Regions from separate parts of the Homo sapiens genome. Here all the other regions are linked to region 1. Evidence: chromatin contacts called from ENCODE Hi-C or POLR2A ChIA-PET data. All regions are on one chromosome and are shown on one strand. The core of a region is the stretch at or near the end of the contact, and the rest is flanking DNA. Distances in the headings are between cores, read along the strand shown.

Region 1 (2,700 bases), core at 98-2,597:
CAGGTCTAACTATTATTCCAACAAGGACCTTTTATATTTTCCTGTGCCACCTAATGACACGACATCCACAAATTTCCTCTCCCAACCAGAAAGATTATAAAATGCTGTAACAGCGTAAACACTGACTTCAACACCCAGGAAACTGAAGGGTTTCTGTGACACTTAACAGAAACCTTCTCGATCTAAGCTATCACTCCTCCACAAACTTGGCTTTCAACTAATTTCAGTAATAGAACAGTTTCACCCAGACAGCTGTTCATCTGAATTTGACAGGCACAGGAAGCCTGGGCACAGTACCCACTTTAATGTAACAACTTAAATCAAAGCATTCCAAAACCATATGCAGACTTTTTAAAAAGGTTATTCTAAAAGACAGGATGGGCGGAGGCTCACGCCTGTAATCTCAGCACTTTGGGCGGCCCAGGCTTGAGCCCAGGAGTTCAAGACTAGCCTGGGCAACACAGCGAGATCTTTAAAAAATTAGTTGGGCGTAATAGCGCGTGCCTGTGGTCCCAGCTCCTCCCGAGGCTAAAGCGGGAGCTTCACTTGAGCCTAGGAGTTCGAGGCCGCAGTAAGCTATGACCTCGCCACTGCACTCCGGCCTGGGCGGACAGACTGAGACTCTGTCTCCAAAAATAAATAAAAATAAAAAATTAAAGACAGCATGGAGATGGTGGGAGTGTGACAGATGGACAACTACCAATACTCTGAAGAAAGACTTCCTCCTGAAAAGGGTATACCAACGTACACGGGATGAGGTGCGGCACAACCTACCAAGTTTACTGCTTACGATAATGAGTTAAACGGTAATGAAAACCGGAACGGTTGTTGCAGCCTCGGAAATTTTTCTTGCGAGTGGGTAACAACCAGAAAACCAAAGTCTAAGGGAAGCGGTCTGACAGGAGAGAAAACAAAACTTTCTGAGAGCCTGAGCCTCAGGGATTGGCTGACGGGGGCGGGCCGGGTGTTGCCAGACGCGAGACGCGGAAGAGGCTTGCGGTTGACCAAAGAAGACTGGGGGAGGAGACCCGGGACCCACGGTATTACCGTTCCCGCACAAGTGGCGTCACTTGTGGTGTGTCTGGGGTCAGGGAAGCGGCTAGGGGACGCCAGGGCCCATGGGAGCTGGTAACCAAAAATGCGATTCACTCACCTTTCCCATTCCGAGGCAGTGGTGAAGTCCGTGATCTCAAATACCTCGGATTCGGGCTGCGGGAAGGGGAAGGAGAGAAAAAGAAATTAAGCCCCAAGGCGAAGACATGAGGAACGAATTTAGATAGTGACAAGGATTAAGTAGGGAGCAAAGAAATCACCTCACTGTCGGCAGCCATCTTGAGGAGCGCCGGGCCTGGCGCTAAGGCTGCCGGGAAGAAGAGCGAAAGAGAACGGGGCGCGTCCCCGCCCCCGGAGCCCCCGCCCCCTGTTCATGAGTCTTGCCCTAGTAAGTAGGAGTGCTGCTTCTTCGCCCAGGTCTGTTAAGTCTTTAGTCCGCCCTCAGCTGGTTAATAAAACTCCGCTCTAGCTGGTTTCATAAAACTTGAAAATTTCCTGTGATGAATACAGAAAGGGAACAGAAGCCAAGGTGATAGGACAAGACCCTAAACTCATGTGGATAAGATTGTATTAAAAAACCTAAAGCATGTTGGGTTTGTTTTCATTCAACCCATATTTGTAGTTAGTACCAATTAGCTTACACTTTAACTATTGGGTTTCTTTTCATTCACCCTCTATTTATTGATTGTAAGGCAATAAACTAGGTGCTGTAATACCACTTCTACCCTCTGCCCCTGACCCTGCAAGAAGTTGCTCAGTTGATTGTCCTGAAATAAAATCATACTAGTTACCTGGTTTCTGGGAAGAGCAACATGGTGTTCAACAAACGCTTCATTTTTTTTTTTTTTTTTTTTTTTTTTTTTTTTTTTTTGAGACGGAGTCTTGCTCTGTCGCCCAGGCTGGAGTGCAGTGGCACGATCTTGGCTCACTGCAAGCTCCGCCTCCCGGGTTCACGCCATTCTCCTGCCTCAGCCTCCCGAGTAGCCGGGACCACAGGCGCTCGCCACCACGCCCGGCTAATTTTTTGTATTTTTAGTAGAGATGAGGTTTCATCGTGTTAGCCAGGATGGTCTCGATCTCCTGACCTCATGATCTGCCCACCTCGGTTCTGTCGCCAGGCTGGAGTGCAGTGGCGCGATTTCGGCTCACTGCAATCTCTGCCTCCTGGGTTCAAGTGATTCTCATGCCTCAGCCTCCCGAGTAGCTGGGATTACAGGCATGCGCCACAACACCCAGCTAATTTTTGTATTTTTGGTAGAGATGGGGTTTCACCATGTTGGCCAGGATGGTCCCGATCTCCTGACCTTGTGATCCGCCCCCCTCGGCCTCCCAAAGTGCTGGGATTACAGGTGTGAGCCACTGTGCCTGGCCTTGTCTTTATTTTAACACCTTCAAGTTATTTATATATATTCTGCATCTGAGCTTTATATTGTTTATATATGTAGCAAATACCTTCTCCCACTCTGCAGCTTGCTTTTTCACTATTTTTTTTTCAGACTGGTGCTCTAAAAAAGCAGACACTACAATTCCAAGCTGGCGAAGTCTCTGAAGTCCAACTGGAAGTGCTAGGGCAAAAATTATGCATCAGGAAATGCGTAGCCCCTTGTACTACTGCCTTGCTCCGTCAATCATTGGCCAGGATCTCCC
Region 2 (2,700 bases), core at 48-2,547, 780 kb after region 1:
CTCCACATGGCCCATAATTATTCTCTGGAAATACAGACCTCACACCTATTCATCCTCCTACTTTAAACCTCTCATCAACTGCCACGGCCCAGGGAACAAAATAGAAACTCCTTCATTTAACATTGAAAATGCATCACAAATCCCAATTAACTCTCTAGTCTCATTTTCTTCAATATTGCTCCAAGTATGCTGTCAAGGGTATTTTCTGATGTAAAGTAGATCTTTGGGGACCTGTCTTGTTTTCTTTAACTTATTTAATTTACTCTCTCATATCTTGATAATTATATACTTTGCTTAAAATAACAAAGAATTTCTTCTAAAACATTCTGCAATTTAAACCCATTCTCTAAGACTACTTTGTACCATTGTTATCCGGAATTAGTGGTCCTTTCACGAGAAGAAATAATTACCTTCTATAGAAGCAGAAGTAAAATGTACATTGCCAAAAGCACACTGTGGGCCAGGAAAGGAGTTCCTTAAGGGCAGGATCCTAAAATAGTCTTCTGGGAGTTTCTAAAATCTCTTTCCTTGGAGGCCTCCAAGACCAGTGGCAAAGCTAAATGAGGTGGAGATTGGCGGGCGGCGGGGGTGGGGGGGCTTGTGAACAGCCTTGCTAGGAAAAGGGAAAGGAACTTTAGGTCTCAGCTGGCAATCAGGAAACTTCAGCGTCTCAGGCGTCTTTCTGCACTAACCATAGGTGAAAATATCTGCTGGCACCAGATTCTAACAGTATCTCATAGATCGGAATTTCACAAACCTGCCACAATTGACATTTGGGGCTGGATACTTCTATTATGGGCAGTGTCTTATATATTGTAGGATGCTTTTTGCAGCATCTCTTGTCCTCATCTATTAGAAATAAATAGGCCAGTCACAGTGGCTCATGCTTGTAATCCCAGCACTTTGGGAGGCTGAGGTGGGAGGATCGTTTGAGCCTAGGAGCCCAACCAGCCTGGGCAACATAGCAAGACCCCATTCTCTACAAAAAATAAGAAAAAAGAATTTGCCGGGCATGATGGCACATTGCCTGTAGTCCCAGCTACTCAGAAGGCTGAGGCGGCAGGGGGTGGGGACATGGAAGGTCGAGGCTGCAAAGAGCTGTGATAGTGCCACTGCATTCTGGCCTGAGCAACAGAGCGAGACTGTCTCAAAAAAAAAAAAAAAAAAAAAAAAAGGAAATAGCACCTCTTCATTTGTGAAAACCAAAATGTGTCCTGACATTGACATGTGTCCCCTGGGGGCAAAATCGCCCACAGCTGTTAATCACTGCTATAAATTCACTTCCTCAAAGATCACCATCACTTCTGAACTGTCTTTCTTCTTCTAAATAAAAACAAAATATCCTTGACCACACAAAGTGAAAACCATACCAACAAAGACAAGCATTTTTCTGTAAAGATACCAAAAGAATAGCTTCTGACAAGGGTCCACATATTTATTGTTACCATTGCAAATAACAAAACAGAAAGTGACAGGTAGATAGACAGAACATATTTGCTTCTTGCTCAACTTAATAGGAAGCCACCTGCAATCTCATCTCTCTCCCGTCTCTCAGTAGCATCTGGGATCTCACTGACATACCAGTATCTGACCCTGGGAAAGTCATCTGCTGAGCCACTGCCCAGGGGTGGAGCTGGGACACTTCAGGTGCTACTTCAACACAAACTGATGACATGGGTACACATACAAGGAAAGAGCACAGGTACAACTAAATTTCAAGGTCCATTAGCAGCACAAAGAGGGGGAAATTGCACTTCCAAATGCAAGCCCTGGAACTCAGCAGGGACATTTTTCATTTTCAACTTTCAAATGGTAAGAATAATAATAATGGTTGCTGTTTTTAAGAACAGCTTCCAAATTCAAATACATTGCACTTCAACCCCAAATACTAGAAAGTGTTGCATATCGCTCCCCACTTTGGAAAAAATGCAGGGTTGCTGTAAGTTCAACTTGGATTAAATACCAGGAAACTGTCGCTTGAGTTATACCTGTACCTTTGATTTTGTGGTTCTGCTTCCCAAGTGACCTTGCAATTATTAAGTCATCACAACACCACTTGGATGCTATCATTATGGTTTTGGCTTTTAAGGAACAGTCAGCACTGGCCAGTTATTCAGCTGACCTTGAATGACAACTCTTTATTGAGAGTATAAATAAATGTGTACACATGCACATACATACACTACCCCGTAGAGAGCTACACAATGTTCTTGTCCTCTAAAGTATCACAATCTAGGATTGTAACTATCACATCTAGGATTGTAACTATCACATCCTATGAAGCCTCCACATCCCATAACCATTGATGGGAAGTTCAGTCCTGACCAACAAAAAAGGCAGTCCCACTTCTTAGGCGGTGTCTGCTAAGGTCTGAGAACTAGGGAAACGAAATACCAAGTCCGACTTCTAGGCAAATCACCACAAATGTAAATTGAGAAGAAGAACTATAAGAAGAAACTCTTCCAGGTGGTGAAACCAAATGCTGTTCCCTCCAATAGAAACCAATCCATGTGAGCAATATTTACTGAATTATCTTCAACAGGTAAGGCTACAATCAAGACACTATGGGCAGAACAAAGATATATCAGACATTCAGTCCTTAGAAGGCAAGCATTTTCATGATCAGATATGTATACTTTTTACCTTTTCCCCATTTCAGGTACATGACAAAGAACCACAGATCCAATCCTATTCGCTCCA
Region 3 (2,700 bases), core at 200-2,699, 800 kb after region 1:
GTATATATATATGTGTATATATGTGTATATATATGTATATATGTATATATATGTATATATATATTTGTGTGTGTATGCAAAGTATCAGAAAAATACACACTGAAATGTTAATTGTGGTTATTGCCTGGAGTAGTAGACTTATGTGTAATTTTTTTCTTTTTTTGCTTGTCTACAGCTTCCAACTTTTTCTATATTAAACATAAAAGAAAAATAAGTTACATCCCATATGTGTATTTTTTTACTCTTTCTGATTTCAAAAAGAATTCTGAAAAAAATTCTTTAAAGAAAAAGCAACAAGTACACAAAGATTCCTTTCAAAGTGAGGGCAGTTAGAGACAAGGGCAAGAAGAAGAGCAACATAACCTCAAGAAGCCAAAGGTTAAAACTCACCAGCATGCAAGTGCCAGTGTCATATTTATTGGCTGGAGGGAGGAACACAATTGGCTCTAAGTTTACTGGCTTCCATAGAACATTCCTCCCCATCCTCTTCACCTCACCCCCACCAGCCTTAATTAAGTTTTGTTTAGGGAAAGATGAGAATATTTTTCAGCATTCCCTGAACTCACTCCCACATGAGATCACATGGTTCCTGAAATGTGTTCAGGGAGAAGGAGCTAGCTGCAAACACAACCAATAGAGCCCTAACTATACTAACCCACTGACTCCAGGGGAAAGTGTGTCTGCATACACCAGCTCAGAACCCCCAAAATGGCATTGCTTTAATTTCCTAAAGATGCCTCTCTGTGTGCAATTCACTGCTTATGAAGGCAGTGGCAAAGGACATTCAGTCCATGACAAGACCATATCTGGGAGCTTCTAGGGCCATTTCAAGGCCAAGGCACACTTTAATGGAGAGGTCCCAGAAACAGTGCTTACCATAAGCTGTCATGACTCCAGCGTATGGCCCATCCACCACATTCCTGTTTTCTTCTGCCAGTGCCTTGATGTACCTTTTGCTGAGGTCCAGGATCTGCTCGCGCAGCATGGAGCTGCTTTCAGGCTGAGTTCGCTGCTGGATGGTAAAGTGCAGAAGCATCATACCCCAAATGAAGCCAAAAGTCACCAGGAAAAAGCCCAGCTTCTGAGAGGACAACTTCCACGGAGTGAAGAGAGCCATTGCTCTCTGGCAACTTCACCTGTCCTTGGCTCTTAACGCGTAGAAGATAGACACAAATTCATGGTGTAGGTTGAGTGTGAGAGTCTGCTGGTCTCACTCTGGCTCCTGTGTCAGCTGGTTGCCTTTCCTCACTTCCATTCTGCTGTGAAGGAGGAGAAGAATTAGCCAAGTGGTCATGGCACAATACAGCAAAATAAACCAGAAGCCATGTTTTCACTTGAATACCTCTAAGTAAAATGTCAACTCTTAAATTTGCTGGTTCAATATCTTATGATTCAGGAACTGTAAGCTGAGGGGAAATCTGGCTAGGCAACAAGAAGCTAAGCAATTATGAAGGGGGAAGTGTGCGTCTGCGTGTGTTAACAGGTGTAGTGGGGCTGTTCCAGCCTGGACCAAATTCAAAACAGGAAGTTTGTTTTGCAAGGTGGGGAGGAGACAGAAGGATATTTGGCGGAATGTCAGCAAAAACGGGGAGGGTGGAGTCATATCACCATCAGGCCCTTTTGTGTGCCTGTAACTTAAGCTTACAAAGTCATTATTATGTGCTTCTGGCAAGGACTAGAACATGCAACTGGTGAGGTGAGCAAGAAAGTGGATGCCCCCTTGGGGGTAACTAGACAAAGAAGAGGTAGATTGCTACATCTTATTTGAGCATGGCCAGCTTTCACCATCAGTGTTTAGTGATGAGATGGCTCTCTCAGGGCCACCAGGCAACCTCTCTAGGTGCACCAGCACAGAGAAGATATGCCAGAGGTACAAGCAGGGGTATTGCTTTCCCAGCTACATGAGGAAAAGGTACACCTCACTGCTCACTTGCATGCTGTAGCACAAGAAATGTGGAACACCTGGCAGGCAGATTTTCTGTGGTTCTCACTTTCACTCCCACCATGAGGCAAAATGAGACATTAAAAGGCAGAGTAGTTTCAATATTAATGCAGCCAGATCCTATCTAATGCCAGCACAGACCAGGCCACTCTTCTCAATCAGGGCTTCCCAACAAGTAGGACCTGAGCATAGGTTGCAAATGGTTACCAGCATGCCCACCCCTTCAGCCAGAGTCCTGGGCCCAATACCAGTCAGCTTACGAATAGCGCCATTTTCTAAGTGCCACTCAAGGGAGAGGCTGAGCAATGATCCGATCCCTTATAAGAGACTAACCCAGGCTGTACTTCAGAGTGTACATACATGCTTCAGTCAAAGGATTCTTCTTTGCAAGCGGCCCAAAAGAAAATGGTAGCAGGATCTTGAAGCAATTAGCTTTCAGAGCCCTGGATCACTGTTGGTCTGCCTCTTACTGTTTTCCCATTGCCTATCAACAGAGTAAAAATAAATTATAAATTCTAGCTATATCCCAGATATTGTGACATACCATCTTTTGTGGCTTTGCTCACTGAATCCTCAGAAGTTCTATATGGTAAGAAGTATGAATATTATCGTCTCTGTTTTATTAGAAACATGAGAAAATAAAGGTAAAAGGTGATTAACTTGGCAAAGGTCAGCCAGCTATGTGGCAGAGGACTGATCATCTAGGCATGGCCCAGGGGTTATTAAACCATGCCCCACCTTCCCTACATCATCCTCAC
Region 4 (2,700 bases), core at 93-2,592, 660 kb after region 1:
CAGGCCAGCCCTCCCACACTGATCTGAGGTAATCTGGCCTTTTCTGGGGCCCTATCCATATTTGTGTAAAATTTAGCAGGCAGTTTGGGGTCAAGAATGAAGTAATCTGTGTTTTTATTCCAGTTCTCTGACTAACTTCTTATGGGACTTCGGCAAGTTCCCAAAGTTCAGTTTTCTTATCTGTAAAATGAAGGAATATTAAACCTGCCCTATTATCTCACGTGGGTATTCACGGAAACAAATGAGATTTTTAAATTATTATGTGAAGGCACATTCTTTCACAAACTCGCTGTCCCCAAGGCTCATGCATCTGAAAGAGCTCTACCCAGCACTTAGTTATGGCTGAGATTGGGGACACCATGGACCTCAGAGGATGCAATGCCTTCGTGTGGTGTGGGGCAGACCCATCCCTCACCAAGGGCTTTCTGTCCTAGATGCTGGGTCCACTGACCCAGGGGTGCCCCCTTCTGGGTGGGACAGCATAGGCTGGTTTCCACTATGCCACATCACTAAGGTGCATTTCTAATTTTAAGCTCTAGTTGTAGGGCTGTGCTTGCTAAATTTCCTTGCTGAGGCACTCAGCCCCATGCCATATGCATTAATACCCATGGCTTCATGATGATGGATGTGTCCACTGGTAATAATGCACATAATCTCTCCCCTCAGAATACCGAGTGTCAACATGCTGTTGTTGTAGGCGGGGACTTGACACGTGACAAACCAGGCCACTTAAAACACAAGACTCTCTTGGGCTCCTTCCTTCCCCTGCTCCCACCAAGCTAAGAACAAACTTCTAAATTCCAGGCACGATCTCTTTGTGTTTGAGGTGTACAGATTGAGATTCTGATTCAGGTATAGCAGCGTAAGGTCCCTTTAAAGGACAGCTGACCACCAGGCTTTAAATGAAGAGCTGATTTTTAAGACAGAAGCTAAAAATATCCTCTCCATCTCTCTCCTCAAAATAAATCACATGCCTCTTGAAATTTATTCACCTCATTCCTGATTTCTTAAAAACATGAAGATAGCAAAATAAAAGTGATCACTCTAATTAGAGTACCTTCCAATCTAAAATGCTGCAAATAAACATATTTGAAAGGAAAAGCAGCTGAAGTGTCTAATTTGCAAGCAGCAGTTTGAAAACAGGAACAATTAAAATACACTGGTAAAGCAAAGCTGAGGTCTCATACTCATCAATGGTTTCAGAAAATCTCTCACTTTCTACGTCCTCCTCCCCATTTCTCAGGCAGCTTCTGAGTGCTGAAGCTCTGCCCTGTTACCAATGCCAACACGACACACCCTATAGAGAGGTGTGTCTATAAGAAAAAGGGAGAAGGACCCAGAGCCAGGAAACCAGGATTTCAAACTTTGACATTGCCCTTTGCTGGCTATGTGCCCTTGGGAAGTGGTTTCACCCACCTGCACCTGGACTCTTCAGGTAATAACCACCCTCCCTCCTGGAGAGGCCCAAAGGATCACATGAGATAATGTGGTTAAGTGACTCAAACTACAAAGGATTCTTCTCATGACTTCTCAACCTTGTGGTTCTATTCTAGCCAAGTCTTTCTTGTCCATCCCACGTCCAGGATTGTTACAGACTAATTGTCTGTGTCCCCCAAAATTCATATCCCCGCTATTGAAATCCTTATCCCCCCTGTGATGGTACTAGGAGGTGAGGCCTGTGGGAAGTAAAGAGGTCACAAGGGTGAAGTCCTCATGGATAGGAATAGTGCCCTTTTAAGAAGAGACCAGAGATCTAGGTCACTCTTTCCACCAGGTAAGGATAAGACATTGGCTGTCTGTAACCCAGAAGAGGGCCCTCACCAGAACCCAACCATAGTGGCACCCTGATCTCAGACTTTCAGCCTCCAGAACTGTGAGAAATAAATTTCTGCTATTTATAAGTCACCTAGTCTATGGTACTTTATCACAGCAGCCCAAACACTCAGCCAAGGCTAACTAACTGTAGTTTCCAGTCTTTGTTCAAGACACTCTCTCCTGCTTAGAAGTGCCATCCTGCCATTCACCACCCCAGGTAAGACCCCTTTTGAAGAGCTCCAAGTGGTAGCCTCTTTTGGATGGTTTCCTCAAGCAGATCACTAACGGCACCACCTACCTCCTCAACTCTCTCAGCACTCAATCCCCATCCCCAGCCAATGGAGCCCTAATCCTCTGCTTATTGCTGTCTCCCACCTGGTTAAACACTGCTTGAGAGTTCAATATGTCCCCTCCTCTTACTTGATTCCAAGCTTCAGTGGGGCAAGGACCTGATCAGATATTCTAGATCAACAGCATCTGAAGTTGCTCAATTGACACATGCTAAAAGAAATAGGAGTCCAAGAAACGAAGACCTTTAGGGTCTGAAACAAGACAAAGAGAGGCAAAAGTCTGAGAGATGGCATAAAAGATGCTAAAGAAGAGACGTTTATCCAGTAAAAGAAACCATACAGAGAGGTTGGAAATGGCCCACTTCAGTGGAGACCTAGGCCCAAATAACTTGCTATGTTAAAGGAACTCTGCAGCAACTATTTTTACCAAAAATCAGTGACCATTATATTTCACTTAGATTTGGGGGCGGGAGGGTTAGGGGGAAGTGTTTTCAGACAGAATACATATCATGTGACATAAATCTGTGTTTGTTAAGACAGACTCCTCCATGAAAATAACAGTAGACATAGGACAAGGTTAAAGTCTTTGGATTAG
Region 5 (2,700 bases), core at 84-2,583, 830 kb after region 1:
AGTTCCCTGGACAAGAGCGAGCACACAGACTAGAGCAAAGGAAAGAGGAGGGTGAGGAGGGGAGAAGGCTGATCCCTGCTACAGAAAGCAAAAAACAGCAGCAGCGTGCATACACATACACATACGCACTAAGGACAGAAAATCTAACCCAGTGTAATCTGAGGCCCTCTTAAGGAAAACAGAGAGGAGACCAAATGTAGATGGGGCACAATGGGCTGGCTAAGCCATCACAAATCAGCTCTTAATTACAGACTGAAGCCTTCCTGGTGTGTGGAGCAGATTTCCTGGCACTGGCGGGAGACATCCCCCCACCAACCCCAACAACTATTATTGGGCCATCCTGCTCCTTTCCATTAGTGCAGGAAACAAGGCAGAGACACCATCTTGTGTGCCTTTTATCTGAGCCATTTATGGCAGAGACAGGTCATTTCATTTGGTCGGGGTGGGGGATACATGGGAAAGAAAAACGGAGTGAATGTGCCCAAGGACACTACTCTGAAACTAGAGCTGCATTTGGAAATGCAGTCTCCTGAAATGAGAGGCTGGCGAAGAACTAGTTTTCCATCGAAGAGCATACAGCTATGCAACACTATTACACTGTAATTTCATGCAGAATATAAAGTCCTACTTACCATTCTGAGCCTCCTCAACTACTCTGCTGGTCCTCCTTCCAAGAACAGGGGTACGTATGTCATGCATTTGCTGCCTTCACAAGATAATGAACTTGCAACAGCCCAGGTACTGTGGCATTACTTAATAATGCTAATATTAGTATTTATGCTGTGCCAAGCTCCATTTAAATTCCTTTACTCCTATGAATTCAGTTGTTCCTCTCAATAACTCAACCAAGTAAGGGAGTAGTGCCATCTCCACTTCACAGAGGAAACAGGTCAAGAAAGTTCAAGAAAGTAACTCTCTCGCTCAAGGGACAGGAGGCAGGAACAAGATTTGAAACCAATACTCCTAACAACTTCACCAGAAGTTCCCAAATTCAAACACTCCCACTTTACTGTGTTTTTGTGATTCCGTAATTTTTTCAGGATCTCCTAAAAGAACTCATAAAAGCTCCATTTACTGAGTAGTTAGGTCCCAACAACTTAGTAGTGATGGTTAAGTGGTGCCTGACAGATGTCTCTCTGTGTTTCCTCAAAGTTTTAAAATATCCCATGCCAGCCTTGTGACTTTGCTGTGGCACTCCGGGGCACCTCAGGACAGTTTGGAATTCACACAACTATACTATCCCGGCTTCCTCATTCTGGTGAGGAAAAAGCATTAGGGTGCAATAATTGAACTGTCTGTTCGTTAAAGTAGATGAGTCACCGGCATGGGAGAGAGAAGAATCCTGTTAACTTCCTTCTTAGCCATCAAAAACATCTGAGCCCCTTAGCTCTCACAGCAGGTTTTCCCACCTGGCCCAGGTGGGCTTTTCCAGCCTTGTCTCCTGCCACTCCCACCCCTACAGTAAACTGTGCACTGCAGAAGCAGCTACACAAGCCTTGTTGCCCACCTTGGGCCCCTCTGCACCTGCCACATGTGCTCTCTTCTTGCTTTCTCGCTCAGCCATTTCCTGCTCCTGGGTGACTGAGCTCCTCCTTGATGAAGCCGCTGCACCCCGACAGGTGGCTCGCTGCTACTTCCTCTGGGTTCCCAGCCCACTCCACCGCACTCACACCTCCCTGGGCTTCCTCAAATTCTCTAATTACTGGCCACTGACATGTCCATCTCCCCTGGCCCTTTGCTTATCAACTTCTGCAAAGTAGGACTGGGATCTTACTCATCTCTGTGGCTTTCCCAGAGACTATGGACAGTAAATGATACACAGCCTTTAAGAAGTTTTAATTAGTAAAGAATGGAACAACAGAATGAAGCATTGCTTAAGGAACCACGTGAAGTATAACAGAATCAATGAATAAAAGAAAGGATGTGGCAGGCTAATCGAATGAATAGTCCCAATTAAGAGTCTCCCTGTATCCCATTCCCCTTGCAATAAGACTCAACAGCAACTCCCATCAACAAGTCTATATCCTTACCCTTTGAATCTGGGCTAGTCTTGCACCTTGCTTTGGCTGATAAAATGCAGAAGTCACAGTACACCAGGTCCCAACCTGGGCCTCCAAAGGTACTGCATGCTTCTACTTCCTTCTTAGAACCAAGCAGATGGCCTGGGCTAGCCTGCCACAGGACGGCAGACCATGTGGAAGGGAGCCCCGTGGAACCCATCCTAGACCAGATCCAGCCAGCCTACCCCTCAAATACATAAGAAAGCCCAGCTGAGACCAGCAGCCTGACCCCTCACCCTGCCCCCTGCATCAGTAGTGAACCCAGCTAAGACTAAAAGAACGACCCAACTCACCCACAGACTAGTGAACACCAATGAAGGCTTACTGTTTTAAGCCATTAAGTTTTGGGACAGGGTGTCATGTGGTAACAGTTAACTGATACGTTGAATTAATGAACAGCCTAATTTATGATAGTGAAGTTCCTAGGAGGCTGGGGTTATGAGTCTTTGTTCTGTGTCAGACTGAGAACCACAGTTCTTAAACATGGTGTTGCAACAAGTCGAGATACATCAAGATCTGCTGTGGGGGCATTTGCACAAAGTATTTCTGAATTTTGCAAGTGATTAAGTTAGTGTAGATTCATCATCACCCTCATCTATACCACTGTGACTCACTTAAGCTTTCTTGAAAAGGAAAGTGG

What was found. A loop is a pair of places that touch in the nucleus more often than their neighbours do. ChIA-PET counts read pairs that join two places held with the same protein, here RNA polymerase II (POLR2A). Pooled maps may share reads with other maps.
Region 2: a pooled map shows a loop between it and region 1 (4-fold over the local background). The contact joins the enhancer-like site here to the promoter of RAB3GAP1 in region 1. A Hi-C loop is called at or near these places in 2 of 37 single-sample maps with no recorded cell type and 6 of 50 pooled maps.
Region 3: a map with no recorded cell type shows a loop between it and region 1 (3-fold over the local background). The contact joins the promoter of MGAT5 here to the promoter of RAB3GAP1 in region 1. A Hi-C loop is called at or near these places in 2 of 37 single-sample maps with no recorded cell type and 5 of 50 pooled maps. POLR2A ChIA-PET finds 5 or more read pairs at or near these places in 1 of 52 experiments (activated T-cell).
Region 4: a map with no recorded cell type shows a loop between it and region 1 (7-fold over the local background). The contact joins the enhancer-like site here to the promoter of RAB3GAP1 in region 1. A Hi-C loop is called at or near these places in 1 of 37 single-sample maps with no recorded cell type and 2 of 50 pooled maps. POLR2A ChIA-PET finds 5 or more read pairs at or near these places in 2 of 52 experiments (PC-9 and activated CD8-positive, alpha-beta memory T cell).
Region 5: a loop to region 1 is called in a pooled map, with 4 times the contacts of the local background. The contact joins the enhancer-like site here to the promoter of RAB3GAP1 in region 1. A Hi-C loop is called at or near these places in 6 of 50 pooled maps. POLR2A ChIA-PET finds 5 or more read pairs at or near these places in 2 of 52 experiments (HCT116 and activated B cell).

What each region holds. Positions count from the first base shown.
Region 1 is chr2:135,050,939-135,053,638 of GRCh38, reverse strand. It overlaps RAB3GAP1 (RAB3 GTPase activating protein catalytic subunit 1), which reads right to left and starts at 1,347. Exons shown (of 24, transcript NM_012233.3): 1 at 1,314-1,347; 2 at 1,154-1,209. The coding sequence starts at 1,331. RefSeq lists an enhancer at 635-774.
Region 2 is chr2:134,274,053-134,276,752 of GRCh38, reverse strand. The region is part of intron 2 of MGAT5 (alpha-1,6-mannosylglycoprotein 6-beta-N-acetylglucosaminyltransferase); the gene reads right to left. Among named protein-coding and RNA genes, the nearest start is that of MGAT5, 21 kb to the right of the region's middle. Within about 2 kb of position 1,297, at least 3 of the 41 ENCODE cell types and tissues checked have a DNase peak (open chromatin) inside an H3K27ac peak, as active enhancers do.
Region 3 is chr2:134,252,821-134,255,520 of GRCh38, reverse strand. MGAT5 (alpha-1,6-mannosylglycoprotein 6-beta-N-acetylglucosaminyltransferase) reads right to left here and starts at 1,449. Exons shown (of 16, transcript NM_002410.5): 1 at 877-1,449. The coding sequence starts at 1,117.
Region 4 is chr2:134,390,618-134,393,317 of GRCh38, reverse strand. All of the region lies in intron 10 of MGAT5 (alpha-1,6-mannosylglycoprotein 6-beta-N-acetylglucosaminyltransferase), which reads right to left. Among named protein-coding and RNA genes, the nearest start is that of MGAT5, 140 kb to the right of the region's middle. RefSeq lists an enhancer at 1,256-1,365. Within about 2 kb of position 1,342, at least 3 of the 41 ENCODE cell types and tissues checked have a DNase peak (open chromatin) inside an H3K27ac peak, as active enhancers do.
Region 5 is chr2:134,218,069-134,220,768 of GRCh38, reverse strand. It overlaps a transcript of MGAT5 not described here. Among named protein-coding and RNA genes, the nearest start is that of MGAT5, 35 kb to the left of the region's middle. RefSeq lists an enhancer at 1,750-1,819. Within about 2 kb of position 1,333, at least 11 of the 41 ENCODE cell types and tissues checked have a DNase peak (open chromatin) inside an H3K27ac peak, as active enhancers do.